Regions from separate parts of the Homo sapiens genome. Here region 1 is linked to region 2. Evidence: chromatin loops called from intact Hi-C (ENCODE). Cell type or tissue: mammary epithelial cell. All regions are shown on one strand. Each heading gives the region's core, and the rest is flanking DNA. Links, peaks and the distances in the headings are about the cores only.

Region 1 (8,260 bases), core at 1,092-6,091, 800 kb before region 2:
GGAGTTTCTCAATAGCCCTGGAAACAGCTAATATTTTGGTAGATTCACAGGATTTTCTCTTTTAATAAAGGGGATTACTTGCATCTTATCACAGGACTAAACAGTGAAGCCAGGAAATAGTATGAGTTTCCTACTGGTTTTTGCTGAAATTTTGGAACAGATCATTACACAACTGATTCATGGGTATTTTGAAGAAAAGACACTGATCACTAGAAGTTAATAGGAGTTTACCATAAACAGGTTGTGTTAGACACACCCCATTTCCTTTTCTTATTACGCCACACAACTGGTAAATCAGCAGGATGAGGAAGTTTTAGCAGTGGACTTAACACGACCTCTTGTGACGTGATTGCACATAAGCAGGTGAAATATAGGCAGGGTCATGTCTTACACACTGGTTTCACGGGCAGGTGAATAAAAATGACGCTTGAGCCTTGCTAACTGTTCCATGTAAGCTAGAAGGAGGTTTTTGGTGAGGACTAGAAGCCTTTTATTCTGTTCAATATTTTTTGTTAATTACTTGAAAGATTATCTGGAAGAGGGAATACCCAAGTATAAAAATGACACCGGCCGGGTGCGGTGGCTCAAGCCTGTAATCCCAGCACTTTGGGAGGATGAGGTGGGCAGATCATGAGGTCAAGAGATTGAGACCATCCTGGCCAACATGGTGAAACCGCGTCTCTACTAAAAATACAAAAATTAACTGGGCGTGGTGGCAGGCGCCTGTAATCCCAGCTACTCAGGAGGCTGAGGCAGGAGAATCATTTGAACCCAGGAGGTGGAGGTTGCAGTGAGCTGAGATCGTGCCAGTGCACTCCAGCCTGGCAACAGAGGGAGACTCCATCTAAAAAAAAAAAAAACATGCCAAACTAAAACAAAAATCAAATACCATAGACTAACACAAAGAGATGGCGTAATATAGTAAGGAGAAAGAGTTCTGGCATTGGAGAGAGAATGGCCTAACCTTGCAGCTTGTCTCTGACCCCTTGACAGTGAAGTAACATTGAACAGAGACTTACTGTTTCTAAGAGTTCAGTTCCATCACCTATAAGGTAGCAATAGGGTTGTTTGTGATTCAGATCAGATGAGAATTGAAAAAGAAGTGTGTCAACAGCTAGTATCATGCTTGGCACACATTTTCAATAAATTAATAGCAATAACATTAATAATAACAGCAAATTAATATCTAAAATGATCTAGAACTTCTAGAACACAGGACTGAAAACAATGAAGCAAATCTGAACTTAAAAGATATGCGTGGAGATGATATTGGAGGTATCAGGACCATATTTATGACACTCAAGCTGCTAAGAAGTGATTAACACATGTCAGACACTTCAGAAAGTACGTTAATGATGACTTAATTATCTGTGTGTGCTTGAGAAATCACAAAGGAGAATCTTATATTGATATTATATGTGTCTGATATCTTCATATATATGAATGGCTGCCATATTGAAGAGAATATGCATATCTTTATTTGCATTTTTCTAAGAGAAAGCCAGGCTAAAATTGGTAGTAGTTAAAAAGGGAGACAATCTGGATAATATTAAAACCTTTTTCTGTAATAGTCAGAGCTTTACTATCATTGATCTGTGTGGCTTGTGGAACAGGAGACCCTTCATCACATCAGCTGGTTTTCCCTGTACTGAAAAACCAGGCAGTGTTGGTTGCATGATGAATGTATTAAAGCTTTGTTTATGCATTGCCGTGACTAAAGATCAGTTTCATGTTGGGCAGTGAGTTAAATGCTGGTGGCCAAAGGATAAAGATGTGACCTCCACCTTCAGTTAGGTCACAGTTAGGAAGAGAAGGCGCCCGTAAGTCTCTCTGAGGGATCTGAGGAAGACTTAGACAATTACTAGGAATTTTCCAGGCAGATATTCCATTTAAAGAGAGTAGCCAGTGTCAAGGTTAGACGTATGAGACATCATAATGGATTCTCAAAAAAACAAATGTTGTTGGGAGTAGACTTTTCCAGGAAGGCAAGGACCTGCAATGCCCTGTACAGAGTGTCAGGGACTCAAGACGCCTTCCCACTCTGTCTGTTGTATCTTGTACATACCCATGTTAGAGCACTGATCCCCCATATTATAATTGCTGTGGATGCATCTCCTCAACACACTACAAGTTCCTTGAGGGCAGAGACCATGTTTTATATATTCTTGTATCTTCACTGCTTACCCTGAGCTATCCACAGTTTACATACTAAATAAATGCTAATAAATAAAAAAGTAATTAAATGAAAGCAATATGCATCTCATTTAAAAGATGAGTTTTGGCATGATTTAGGAAGAGGTGTTTGGTTCTTAGAGGTTTCCAAAGCTGGGCTGAATGTAACACCAAGAATCATTTCTAGAGAGTTGTGCCTTTTCCACAGTACTTCTGCAAATGCTAATGCTATTATTTAGTATATGGACACAGGTACTGCACTAAACACTTTTCCTGCCTTATCATTTAATCTGCACAGCGTCCCCTCTGGGGTCCACATGTATTTTCTCCATTTATTGATAAAGAATTTAAGATTTGGAGAGGCTAAGTAACTCATCCAAGGTCATAGATTCAGGGAGTGACACAGCTGGGATTTGAACCCCGGTCTGTTTGACTCCAGAGCCTGAGTCTTAACCACTACACTATCTACAGAAGGAAGAGGAGGGAAGAGTTATCCAGTGATCCCATCTCCAGGGTAGACCCTTGAGATTCCCTGTGAATTAAAAGAGACTTGCTTAGTTAAAAGAAGCTGAGCTCTCCAGAATCTTTCGGCCTCACATTCTAATATAACCTCTGCTCTAGCAGTGGAGAAAGAGAAAATCCATAGGGGTAGGATGAGTTTAGAGGACCTGGAGCATTGTGGATGCAGGTGGATATGGCAGCCACCCCTCCCTGCTCTCTACCTGTAGCACTACTACACCAGCAGACGCAACACTTGGTTAGAGAGCAGAGGAAATTACAAAATAGCCATGTCGGAGGCAGAAAAGAAGTGGAAATTGAGACTCTTCTTGCCTTTGAATGTTTTGTATCGTCTGGGAGACCCACTGGGATGTTTCTTTTTGTTTTTCCTTTCGACTAGGATGTCTTCCATTTGGAAGCCCCTTTGCTTCTAAGAAGTTCCAGAGACCATCCCAGGCCCACAGGTAAGGAGGCTAGGGCGTACCTCTAAGTTCTATCCTGGAAGAGAGGGAAAAGTGACCTGTAGGTCTCCGGCCTGAAAAGCACAGTGCTGTCCAGTGGAACCCAGGGGAGATAGTGATTTTAAAAGCAAGCATGGAATGCGTGGCTGACTTTTGCTTGTTGCTTGAGTCTGGCAGATGGGGGTGGGCAGGAGGTTAAGGAACTTCAGCAGACGCCAGCAGTCAGTGGATGTGGGTGGTCGTTCTTCCCAAGTGCTGAAAAGATGGTCACCTTGCACTTGTGAAGATAAAATTCAAACCTAAGTTTCTCTGTCTTGGAACACAAACAGCATAATCCTTTCTCAATCTTCGAGAGGAGTGTTTTCAAAAAGTAGCAGCATATAGGGAATACAAGGCTGCCTAAGGTTCTGATTCACAGATGTGAATTCTGCCCAGTCAAAAGTCTTGGTGTTTGTAGGATTTGTTTGTCTGCAAGGACAAAGATGAAAGGCAAGTTGCTATAAAACCTTTCTGCTCCCTCCTGATTGGTAAGCAAAAATGTCCACACACTGCCATCTGGTGGGCACTACTGGTCACTGTCGTTTTAATGGGAAAGTTTAAAGTTTACTCTAAACTTAGAAGGGGCCAGGCAACTCCTAGTCTTCAGCAAAACAGCAACGTATAAAACACAGTTCCTGGCTGCAAAGGGCTCACAGTCTAATGGAAGAAACGGACATGCCCAACACGTGGTTACAACTGAATAAGTACTATTTTAAGAAAAGGTGCCGAGTGTTATCAAAGCAGAGGACCTCTCTCTGGGAGTTTAGGGAAAGCCACCTTTGAGCTGAGTCTGGAAGCATGCCTCGCACTGTGGCAAAAAGGAGGAGAAAGTTTATTTTAAACAAGGGGCACATCATGGGTCATTGCATGGTGTGAGTTGTTAGTTCAGCCTGGCTGGTAAGTAAGGAGCATGGCAAGAAGCTATAGAAAAAAGGCTGGGAAAAGTTTAAGCCAGACCATGAGAGGCCTTGACTGCCTGACCCAGGCAATGAATCGGCTCTAGATTATACAGCCAGAATATAAAGGATTCAGATTTGGGTGGTAAAGCAATATGAAAAACAAGTGTCGGTACACACGCTTTTCAAACATTTGGAACTCTCTCATTACTTGAAATCACCTGTGGAAACCCACTATGTGAAATGGATAAAACCATAGTTCTTCTGGTCAAAGCAGAAGTGGGGATTCAGAGCCCGAAGAACTTCCACCATCCCATTTCTCCCGTTCCTGGAACATGCGGATGCCTTTGGGTAATGCCTAAGGCTCAGCAGACTCTTGCTTGACACTGCTGCTGTGGGCGATTGCTTGACCTAATGTGACTATCTCTGCTCTGGTGTTAGCACCAGCTTCGTCCTATCCCTCCTATGTCATAGGTATCCATAAAGTAGGTTCTAGATCTTTTTCTATCTCAGCGCTGTTCTCAAGATTCCATTTATGGTAATCTCTATCTTATTAATAAATTAACGTTCCCAAACAATCTATATGACCTGGTCCCTGGCCCCTAGCTTTATATTGCTAACGGACACGTGTAGGGAGGTGGATAGAAAGCAGCCATCTCTGCAGTGTCTGTTAAGCATCACTGTATGCTGTCTAATGTATTAATTCATGTTAAGTATCTACAGCATATGTGCAGCACAGATAATCTATGATGGAGTTATGAGAAGTTGTTTGATCTTACTCAGGGCACGAAAGTTGTTGCTTTCATTCCAAGAACAGCACTCTGAGAAAGCATTCAAGAGCTTTCTGATGAGTGGCTGAGTTATCAAGATCTCTAGGACTTTCTGTTCTGTGAAGACATGGAGCTTCTAGATGGCATTTGCCACCAGAGGAGAGATGTTAAGAACTGATGAAGAGTGACTGGTCCCCTGATGGGCAAAGACTGTTTTGTTTCAGCCAACGTGGTTATCTTCTGCCCTCTTCAGAACAACACTTCTAGAGGCAAAACACAAATTCCACCCACCAAACAGCATTTCCTCTCATTCTTTCTCTTGTTCCTTGTCTTTACTCACGCCTTGCCCACTCTCTCTGCATGGTGGGGTCAGTTTGCTCTCACTTTCCCACACTAACTTCTCTGTTTCGAGCCTGTGTCCGGAACTGCCTCCTTCTTGCCATCTGGTAGCTGACATCTGCCACATCTTTCCAACCAGAGCCCCCATCTTTTCTTGGAGGCCTTTAAAAAAAAAGATGTTAACTTTCATTGCATGACTTTTCCCAGTACATGATTATGTACGCAGTGTTTTCCACATGGTTGAATAACTACTTTAGCATCGACTCTTGCCTGCTTTACTTAGGTTAATTGTTATTTTCCTGAGGGCACACTGACCAGTGTCCTTTGATGTACCCAGTGCCAAATTCGATAAACAATAACCCAGAATATCACACTTTATAACTAATGAGTTGGGGCTGTTCTATGTTTTATTACAGCAAATGGAAATGCAGTTCTGCTTACTACCTTTGATGAAGAGAGTAAAGTGGAAGTGACTTGGTGAACTTGCAGGCTTTGTAGGGATTTCTTTTTTTGAGACGGAGTCTCACTCTGTCGCCCAACCTGGAGTGCAGTGGCACGATCTTGGCTCACTGCAACCTCCACCTCCTGGGTTCAAGCAATTCTCAAGCCTCAGCTTCCTGAGTAGCTGGGATTATAGGTGTGCACTACCACGCCGAGCAAATTTTTGTATTTTTAGTAGAGGCGGGGTTTTACCATGTTGGTCAGCCTGGTCTTGAACTCTTGACCTTGTGATTCACCCGCCTCGGCCTCCCAAAGTGCTGGGATTACAGGCATGAGCCACCGCGCCGAGATCTTTGTGTGGATTTCTACTGTTGATTTACCTGCTTCAGCTGCGACTGTTCATTTTCATGGCTGTTTCCCTTCATAAAACTGTTAACTCCTTGAAGGAAGGAGACGACAGTGTGAGGCTTGGGACCAGGATCACAATACATGATCAATAACTGCTTTTTAAATGTATTTTCAATAGAGTTATAAGGATTCATCTGGGCACTGAAGACATTTGGGACCTCAGTGAAGTTTCTCCGAGGCCAGATGGTCACATTGATTTTCTGGAATCATTTTGAATAAAAATGAGCGAGGTGGTGAACACAATGCAAGGCTCTCCACGTACTGTCTGGTATTGTTCAACCAGCTCCACGACTCCCTGAGGGCAGAGATGAGCAGATGTTAATGGATAAAGCCAGGTGGGATGATGTTATAACATTTCTCCTACAGCCCCAAATCTCCCAACTCCTGCATGTGTGACCTGAGTAAGACTCGGTGCAAGAAGACATCAGTGTTCCCATCTGTGAAATGAAGGAATTGACCCCCGAGGATCTTCCATTTCTGACAGTGCTTTGGATTTCATTGGTTTTGTCACAGGTACCCCCCAAAAGCCTCCATCTTTGGATAAGTGATTAAAACTGCTGAGTAATTTTCAATTAATAAAAGTTCAGTGCTGGCTCTCATTTTCTTCCAAAGATGTTTGTGGAAAGACCTGTGCAAAACACTTCAGATGGCAACCCACCTCCAAAGTGGGTCCCTTAACACCAGTCGTCCTTCAATAAGCTCAGTTATTCAGAAAAGCAAGTGAGTTTTCCAGATATAAGATACTGTATTATTAGAAACTCACCAATATAGAAAAAGCTGATGTGGGTTGGGAGATAGAGCTGATATCCCAGCAACAGTCTTCTTACTTCATAATCTAAGTATATCAGAGACGTATTTTGGAGACACAAATTTGACCCTAAATATAGCTAAAACCATGCTATAGCAAAGGACTTCGTTGTAAGGTATTACTTTGTGCTTAATTACTGAGGCCATTAAACTCCTTTGGTTGTAAGAAAGAGAAACCTAAAGAGTTTAACAGCCTCAGTAATTAAGCACAAAGTAATACCTTACACCAAAGCCCTTTGCAGAAAGAGAAACCTGGCCAGGCGTGGTGGCTCATGCCTGTAATCCCAGAACTTTGCGAGGCTGAGGCAGGTGGATCACCTAAGGTCAGGAGTTTGAGATGAGCCTGACCAATATGGTGAAACCCTGTCTCTACTAAAAATACAAAAATTAGCCAGGTGTGGTGGCATGCCCCTGTAGTCCCAGCTATTTGGGAGGCTGAGACAGGAGAATCGCTTGAACCTGGGAGGCAGAGGTTGCAGTGAGCCAAGATCACGCCATTGCACTCCATCCTGGGCGAGAGAGCATGACTCCATCTTACAAAAAAAAAATTGATTACTTGATCCTCCATTATATGTCAAGTAATGGAGGATTTACTTTAAGGACACACTTGTGAAATAGTCCTCTCTGTCTTTACTGGAAGCCAGGCAAACCTTAACCATCAGGCCTTACAGAACCTGGAATAGGAGTATGGTCTGGATTGAGCAGATGTGCATGGCTTGGTGTGCTCTAGGGACTGCAGGAGCTAGAGCACAAGGCTCTTATTCTCGTGCTTCACCTTCCATGTGACTCAACTATTTTGTCAGTTTCTGCTTCCCTTAAGATCTGTTTTTTTTTTATGTTACCAAGGTGAACCATTTACTTCATTTTACAATATCTGGAGAGAAATGGTCTGAGGCTGTTTAATTACCATAGTCCCTTGAGGAGTTTTCCTTCAAGTCACACCATCGTTGCTGATTATCCTATATTTTGGCAACTCTTGGGCCATGGGCACTTCCTAGTCCAATCAGCTTTGGCCAGAGGCAGATTCTACTATACAGACATGGTCATCTCCAAATTAGAGGGAACCCCCAGCTCCAAGTGAAGGGTACATGTGGACGGTTTCCTTTATAAAGGGATGTGTGATGGTGGGACAGGCATGTCTGCTGCAGTAGGAATGTTTCATTTGGTAGAGAGGAAACATAAGAAAAAGTAGGATTGGTACCCACCATTATTATTAAAAAGTAGGATTGCTACCAGCCATTATTATTAAAAAGTAGGATTGCTACCCGCCATTACTATTAAAAAGTAGGATTCCTACCCGCCATTATTATTAAAAAGTAGGATTGGTACCCGCCATTATTATTAAAAAGTAGGATTGCTACCCAACATTATTATTAAAAAGTAGGATTGCTACCCTCCATTATTATTAAAAAGTAGGATTGCTACCCTC
Region 2 (8,260 bases), core at 1,267-6,266:
GTTGCAGTAGGCAGAAAGTTGTGCGCACGGTGACACTGCTTTCCATTTCCGAAGACGTGATACTCTTCTAAGTGGAACAGCCTAGAACTTAGATGTGTGTTCTCTTAAGCCTTCTGTTCTCATATGACTAATTCGAGAATCCACCCACTCTGGGGGCCATTAGGCGGGTACGAGGAAAGATTTCCAGGCAGTGTTCTCGTCACAAATTGTATCAGTGCAGGGCTTTGTAATCAGATGGGGACTGACTCTCTCTTCCAGGCTGCCAGGGCAACATATCCCTGGGCTGAGGTTCAATCCTAGCCCTGTAACAAATTGACTGTGTCAGCTTGCCCCAGTCACCTGCCTTTTGTGTGTTTCCTCACATATGGAATTCTCATGTTTCTTGTATATATTTTTTTCTCAGTTGGAATTTGCACAATGCTTCTCTTTCCCTTGTTATTGTTTATTGCTTTCGGACCCTGTTTAGCAACAAATTTGGATTCTAGTTTATACTTATTATTGGCTCCTAGACTTTGACAGTACCATTACTTATAGTATTCTCAAAGAGTATTGAGACTAATGCCTTCATTTTTTAGTTGGAGAAATTAAGAATTTGAGTTAGAGGGTAATTTTCTCAGAGCCTCCCAAATCCTGAGTGATTAAGCTAAAATTTGTGACTTTCAGTCAGTTGTCCTTTCCAATGTGTTTGTTCACTCTTTCATTTAATTGTGTGTACATTAATTAATTACTCATTTAATTAATAGTTATGCATTTCTTATCTGTGTCATGTAATATTTTAAACTGTGGAAATATAGCAATGAATGGAACTCTTGTCTTAGAAACTTTATTCTGGGCAGAAGGAGGTAGTCAATAAATCAAGTTAGATTACACATAAGTAGGAAGTTATGATATTAAGGGTTATGAAGAAAATAAGCAGAAGGCTGAGGTGTGCAGATCAACTGAGGTCGAGAGTTCAAGACCAGCCTGACTAACATGGAGAAACCTCGTCTGTACTAAAAATACAAAATTAACCAGGCGTGGTGGCACGTGTCTGTAATCCCAGCTACTCAGGAGGCTGAGGCAGGAGAATTGCTTGAACCCAGGAGATGGAGGTTGTGGTGAGCCGAGATTGCACCATCGCATTCCAGCCTAGGCAACAAGAGTGAAACTCCGTCTCAAAAAAAATAATAAAATAAAGAAAAAAAAAAGAAAAAATTAAGCAGAGAGAGGGAGTGAGAATGCTGACTGCAGGAGTTCAGTTGTAGAGAGAGGTCATGGCGGACCTCCCCAGGAAGGTGATCTTTGATCTCAACTAGATAGACATGGGGAATGAGCCACGTAGACACCTGAGGGAAGAATGGCTCAGGCATAAACAACAGTAAATGCAAAGCCCTGAGGCTGGAGCATGCTAGGCAACAGGCATGTTCTAGGAAGAGTAAGGAGGCCAGTGCCACTGCAGCCAACTAAGCAAGGGGAGAGTATATAGGATATAAGAACAGAGAGGTAGCTGCCTCAGGTCTTGGTGGCTGTTCTAATGACTTAGCCAATGAGATGCAAAACCAATGAAAGATGTTTGAGCAGAGGAATGACATAAGCTAATTTATGTTTAAAAGGATACCGCTGGCTTTTTGGTTGAGAATACACCGAAAGAGGACAAGAGTGGAAGCAAAAAGAAAAGTTAGGAGGACACTGCAGTAATTCAGCAGAGAGATAGATGATGGTGGCTTAGACGAAGATGGTGAGAGTGGTGATGGCACAAAGTCCACTACCATGGACAGCAGAAGACATGAATATAAACTCAATAATGAGGGGTGTGAGAAGGGTAAGGAAGGGTGGGTCTGGACTACTCTGCAGAGAGACCGAACTTAGCCTAGGAGTACATGGCATCAGAGAAGGCTTCCTAGAGGAAGAAATATTCCAGACCTAAGCCACAACATGATGTAGAGTGACCAACTGTCCAAGTTTGGTTTTCAGACCCCTCGGTCCCAGGGAAAGTGGGATGGGTGACCACCCACGGTCGGAGTTTCCTGGTGAAACCAGAGTGGTGGTGGGAGGACAGTGTTTTCAGCAGAGAGAATTGAATGTAAACATCTGAGAGACAAGAGAGGGCCATGCTACAGGGTAGGGAATAAAGAGGAGGAAAGTGGCAGCATGCAGGGTTGAGGAGGTAGGCAAGGGCACCAGCGTACGGCGAGGAAGCCAGAAGATCGCTGGGATTTGTTTCTACATCATTGGAAGGGTTTTAAGCAAGGAGTGTTAGCACTAACAACTCAGTGTTACCTGTCACCTCTGTTAATTTACCTGTAGAAGAGCTATTACAAGTAATTTATAAGTTTTCAGGTAAAGAAAAAGATGACAAGCAAGAAATCACTAAACAGAGTAGGAAATACATTTATACGAAAACATTCCAGCTAAGTGTTCAGTTGCTACTTGGGAGTCCTTCTGTGTAATAAGGTCAAATTCCCTATGAAACTAGTTGATGTTTTCCCTCGTTTCTCTGCTTGCATCACTGACATCATTATTTTCTTAGGCTCAACAGCTCAGAGACATAATTTTTATCTTTTCTTCTTGGTGACTCTGACAGCCTCCAAGTTCTGATTTGTTTTTCCTTCAGGATGTCTCTGCTTAGTCCTTTACCCGCAAGTTCCACGGCTGCCAGCCTGCCTCAGGCTTCCTCACATGTGCCTTGGCAGTGGTGGACTAAGCTAGGCAATCAGTAGGATTGGATACCCCTGGGTGCAGGCAATGACGAGGTGTTGTCTTTAGAGGTCTAAAACCAATACAAAACCAATTCGAAATTAGCCTGCCTTGTATTATTTCTATGTGCCAGCAACTATAGACAATGACAAAGATAAAATCTCCTTCCCACTGGGGCAGACTACTCCCAAATTCCCTCCCACTCAACTCTTGATTAGTGTAACATTTGCTTTATTGGTATCCCTGACAATTGACCTTTTTTCCTCCAATCCTTCTCAGGCTGACTTTGTTAATCTAACAACTACAATCTATAACCACCTGTGTCGAGCTCTCCCAAACTTCAGAATCCTCCCTGAGGTTTACAGGATCAAGCCCCAATGCCTCAGTTTAGCTTTCGATCAAGCCCTCGGTAACCTGTAGGTAGCCTAACAGCTGTGACTTTTCCTTTTAATTTCACATCCCAAACCCTCTTTTCCAGAGGAGTCTATGTTACAAATTTATGGTTTCCTGCTGCAGTAGCAGGGAGGAAAACCAGTTTTGGATCCCAGCAGTACTAGTGACTGTGTGAGCTTAAGCTAGTCACTTTCCCTCTAAAAGCCTTGATTTTCTCATAGTAAAATTAGGATAATAATACCTATAGAGCTGAAGTCACAGGATTACAGCAAGGGCAAAATGACATCATGGTTGTGAAAGCAGCTACCCGTGTGAGCCACGATGACTATTATAAGCAGTAGAGGTAAGTAATACTTGTCAGGGTAGTGGTTGTCAACAATTAGTGTTGATATTCATGGCAATGCATGACTTACTGATTTTTTTAATGTTGTCTATTTTATCTTTTATATATTTTATCTTTACCACTCCATATCATACTCGTCATTTAAGAAACAACTCTAGACTAACTTCCTGCCAAATACTTCCTGGGTCACACTAGCCTACCGAACTGAACTCTGCTGTCCTCAAAAACCTCCAAAACATATACCCTTTGCATTCAGGCATGTACCACATGTATCATTTCATATCATGTTCCCACCTGGACTATAAATGCAACATCTCATGCTTGTTTAGCATTTCTCTAAATGCTGAGAACATAGTAGATGTTAAATCAAGACTTGCTAAAATGAACGAATGAATGAATGCATAGAGGCATCTTTCTTTTTTATTTTTAACCCCTCACAGCAAAATATGCTAATAGTGCCCTCTGCTGCTGACTAACGATTCTGTTTTTTACACAGTTGAAAAGCAAGTGACAGAAAGCTCAGTAAAAGGAAATAGGTAAAAATTGTGTCTTTCAAGGTGCTTGGCACAAACAAAGTAGCTGTAATGTCACAGTGCAGACAGAAAGCTAGGCTGTCAGAAGGACCAAATGAGGTGGCTGCAGACAAGACAAGCCTCTCTTTTCTGGACTGCTGATTGACAACCAGCTTGGAGTTCAAACACTCTCAATTTTGTAATTTTGTAACAAGTTTCTCTTCTCCTGTGCCCCTGCCCTAGCAATAAGTGTGTTATATATGATCAGACTATTTCTAAATGTAACTGTATGAAAATTAACCTTGAAGGTTCTGAGGTTGATCAAGGGATAATGCACTAAAAAAAAAAAAGTCATGAGAGCAGGTGAAATATTGCCAGAGAATTCACAGTCCTATTCATTTTCCTTCATTTTAGGTGTTCTGATATAGTCACAAGTCATTGTCTTTTAATGATTACCTGCTATGTGTTCGGCTCTCTTTTTATAATCTCAATTAATCTTTCTTCTTTTCTTTCTTACTCTTTTTCTTTCTTTCTTTTTCTTTCTTCTTTCTCTTTCTTCTTTGTTTCTCCTTTCTTTCTTTCCTTTCTCCTTCCTTCCTTCCTTCCTTCCTTCTTTCCCTCTTCCCTTCTCTTCCCCTTCCCTCCCCTCCCCTCCCCCACTCCCTGCCCCTCTCCTCCCGTCCCCTCCCCTTCCCTTCCTGACAGTATCTCCATATGTTGCCGAGCCTGGTCTCAAACTCCTGGCCTCAAGTGATCCTCCAGCCTTGGCCTCCTAAAGTGCTCAGATTACAGGCATGAGCCATCATGCCTGGCCAATGAAATCTCTAGATAACTTATGAAATAGATATTACCAGCCTTTTCTTTATAGATAAAGACACTGAACAGATGTGCGTTAAAGGCCAGTAAAAGGCAGAAAGGGCTGCAAGTCCATGGTAACACAGTCTGCACTCTTCTCTGCAATTCCATAGCTTCTCAGTGTGGTCTGCCGCTCTAGGAGTCAGAGGAGCTGGTTTTGAGTCCATATTTCTACCACTAACATTTCAGTAAAGTTGAGTAACTCACATTTCTCCACCTCTAAAATAAAGGGCATAAGGTCAGGTGCTTTCTAAGGTCCCTTCCAACTTGGAGTCAGTTGTTTGCAGTGTCGTTCACTTGCTAAGCTATAAATACAAAGCACAATTGTGGCTATGATTCTTCCTTGGGGTCCCTACCATGGACTTGATCTTCCCTGTTTAGCCTGCTCTGATGAGTTAAACGTTGACCTCAGATCAATAATGAAAAGCCCTCTGTGCTGACGTTGATGGTCATTCAAATATCATTCTATTTAATTTGTAAATCCTTCTACACATAAATGACATGTTTTGACCACAGAGTTCAAGGCATGATAGTTTATTTCATGCTGATTCTGAAGGTAGGGCAGTTTTCAGTTTTGGCACGCCAATTTGTCACATTTGACATTTTTGACAATCAGCCTTTAGCTGGTAAGTGGCTTGGTGGGCAACGTGTCCCTAGTTAATAGGCACACCCCGATAGCTCACAGTCTCCGGGGACAGCCATCTCTGCAGCATGCCTAGCCTTTGAAGCGGCTCACGCGTTCTTCAAAGCAAACTTTCTGGTACAGGGAGCAACATCTGATGTACTTTTATTACCCTTAGAGACAAAAAAAACATCACTCAGAAGCCAAACGTCTGCAAGGAAAAATCTGTACCCTGTGCTTAGCCCTGCGGCCTGGAAGTTCAGAGAAGGCTGAAAGTGCTCCCTGTGAGGAAACCAGGGCATGTTTAGACAGAGCTTTAATCATGTCTAACCAACTCAGAGCAGTGGCAGCAGCCATCTTGCTGAAGATGTCGCCTCCTTCTGGATTTGCACTGGAGTGTGGGGGAGTGGGTGAGATCTAGTGTCAGATAAGCTCATAATAATTCCTACTGCTTCCTAGTTATTCAAAACATCAAAACTGCAAAATCTTCTTAGAGAGTTCAGCAACTTTTTTTTAACTCGAGGAACTGACATCTACTGACTTTGACTTCTGTCAAATTATTTATCTATTCTGGTGTTTTATTTTTTCCACTATATGAGAATAATCATCACATCTATTGGGATGTCGTGAAAAACTTAGTGAACCCAATGCTAAACGATGAAGTGGACTACTTTCCCAGAAATCTTTACTCTGTCTAGGCAAGGGAGCTTCAACAATACCGCCCATGCCTGTTCTTTACTTAATACTAAGTAGCTAAAGTTAGAATAAATTGCAGATTAAGACCACTGAGAATCCAGCTGTCCTAAAAGATGTTTACACCTTTATCTGGGATGCTGAAGGGTTGAAAATCTCCAAGTAGTCTTTATTTAATTAACCAATGTTAACTTCAAAGAAATATAATTCTGGTTCATATTACCTTGTGAAAAAAAAGTCCTGAAATTCTGAACTTGAAATATAATAAAAATTCTAGCATCTATTCAGTAAATGTTGCTAAACACTGGACTATCGTGATAGACCAGAATATTACTCCAGTGACCGGAAGCCTTGAAGTCAGCTTCTGAGCCTCAGGGACTCTATAATTTATTCTAAATCTAAGTAGTCTGATTGCCTAAGACCTTCAAAGGCATTTGCAAAGTTTAACACACCAAAAAACAGGTACAGAGAACAAAAAGGGTGATTGGATGCTTGTTGCTTTATGTCCTATTTGACCCTTTGGTTTTAAATGAGGTAAATTGCTCCAATTAACTCCTGTTGGAGATGGTTTTCTTTCAATGATTCCTTCTGTTCCTTGTTTGACATTGGAAAAGATGTCATTAGTAAAGCATTACATGGCTTTCGGGTTTTATTAAAAGACTGACTGAGTTTACCAAATGCTAGGCTTTTCAGACAACATACCTGTGTGCTGCAATATTGTCATTATTCCCATTTCTGATACGAAAGTCTAATAATTTGAGTGAAGTAGATTAGTTCCAGGTCATGTAGGGTAGAAAGTTTCATGGACTTATGGGCAGAGGAATATGCTGCTGGTAGAGCCCATTGACTTTAGTCTCAACGATGAATTCACGTCAGCTATTTCTGATAGTAGCTACTCCTCTGCTTTTCAGAAGGAAGCTCAGTCCTTCAGGGCTTTCACACTACCCACTTGAATAATACCTCCCTTGCAAGTGAATACAATAAAACTTACTCTTTAACTGGTATTTATTAAGATTTTCACAGCATTCATTAAACTGCTTTCCGAAGGCTATCTCATTCCACTCCACCCCAAAACACCAACTTTCTGAACTCTCATTTTCTCCGAAGGCTCAGTCCTTTAGAACCCAAGAAATCATTCAGTTCAAATGCAACACTTTTCAGCTGAGGACACTGTGATGCAATGAGAGGTTAAGTGGCTCATTCCCACGTATTGGTGGCAGATCAGTCAGGCCAGATCCAGCTCACCTGTCACCTTCTCTCCAACTTTTCCCTACCACTAACCACTCCTTTCCCACTTGCATGACCTTTCCTCCTACCCCTATCACAATCCTCTGCCGTAACATTCACCTTACTTTAAGTTGATCATTTGTTTACATCTGTTTTTTTCCACTTTGAGTTCCTTAAAAGAAGGGATAACATTTTATTCATCTTTAAATGCCTCCCTAAGCCTACAACGGCACGGCCACTCAAAAACTCTCTGTGAAATGAATTCATACATGACCAGGGCTTTACGACATCACCTTCTCTGTGCCTGTTTGTTTTTTCCCATTTACACAATGAAGATGGCATTGACGTGTCTCTCAAGATAATTATGTAGTTACATATGATTGCTACGTGCTTCAAGACCATAAAAAAGCTTTATAAAGCCAACCACGATTACAACCTTTGAAACAATGGAATATACGATTAACAAGTGGAAAGAGATGAGACATACCAGGTAATGCTTATTGTCCATTCCCTATTTCTACCTCCACCCACCACCAGGTAGTAACTCAGAGGTAAAAACATAAACTTGGAATAAGAGAGGAGGGTTTACCTCGGGTCTGGATAAGATTATTAGGACCGATGTCATCACGCTGCCGTCATGCGGGAAGGCACCTAGGTCTGATGAGAGAGGCCCAGGGCAAGATTCCCATATATATAGGTAACACTCAATTCACTGTTGAAATGAGGCTCAAATCAAGAAGGCACGTGGCCTTATCTATTCGAAATTGATTCGTCCTTCAAAAGCAGAAGATATCAGATAATTATAAAAGGGACTGTTAAGGTAGAAAGACTGTCAAACTCTAGGCTACCCTGGCTCTCCTCTGTGGCCATTCTACCAAAATAAAGAGAGGGGGTACAGCATGTCTTATTCACCTTTTGTTCTCCCTTCTCCTAAATGTA

Evidence for each region. Peaks named below come from ENCODE experiments on the same cell type or tissue, not always from the same donor. Only the 100,000 strongest peaks of a DNase experiment are listed, where the experiment ranks them.
Region 1: it touches region 2 in a loop (11-fold over the local background); 5 of 110 quality-filtered maps call a loop at or near these places.

What each region holds. Positions count from the first base shown.
Region 1 is chr3:189,144,514-189,152,773 of GRCh38, forward strand. It overlaps a transcript of TPRG1 not described here. Among named protein-coding and RNA genes, the nearest start is that of TPRG1, 23 kb to the right of the region's middle. In mammary epithelial cell, for the core only: a CTCF peak has its summit at 3,693 (motif pointing left); no DNase peak of the experiment used is centred there; H3K27me3 peaks cover 285 bases.
Region 2 is chr3:189,944,773-189,953,032 of GRCh38, forward strand. No RefSeq gene overlaps it. Among named protein-coding and RNA genes, the nearest start is that of MIR944, 120 kb to the left of the region's middle. In mammary epithelial cell, for the core only: CTCF peaks have their summits at 3,865 (motif pointing left) and 5,790; DNase peaks (open chromatin) are centred at 3,369, 3,859 and 5,689; H3K27ac peaks cover 1,689 bases.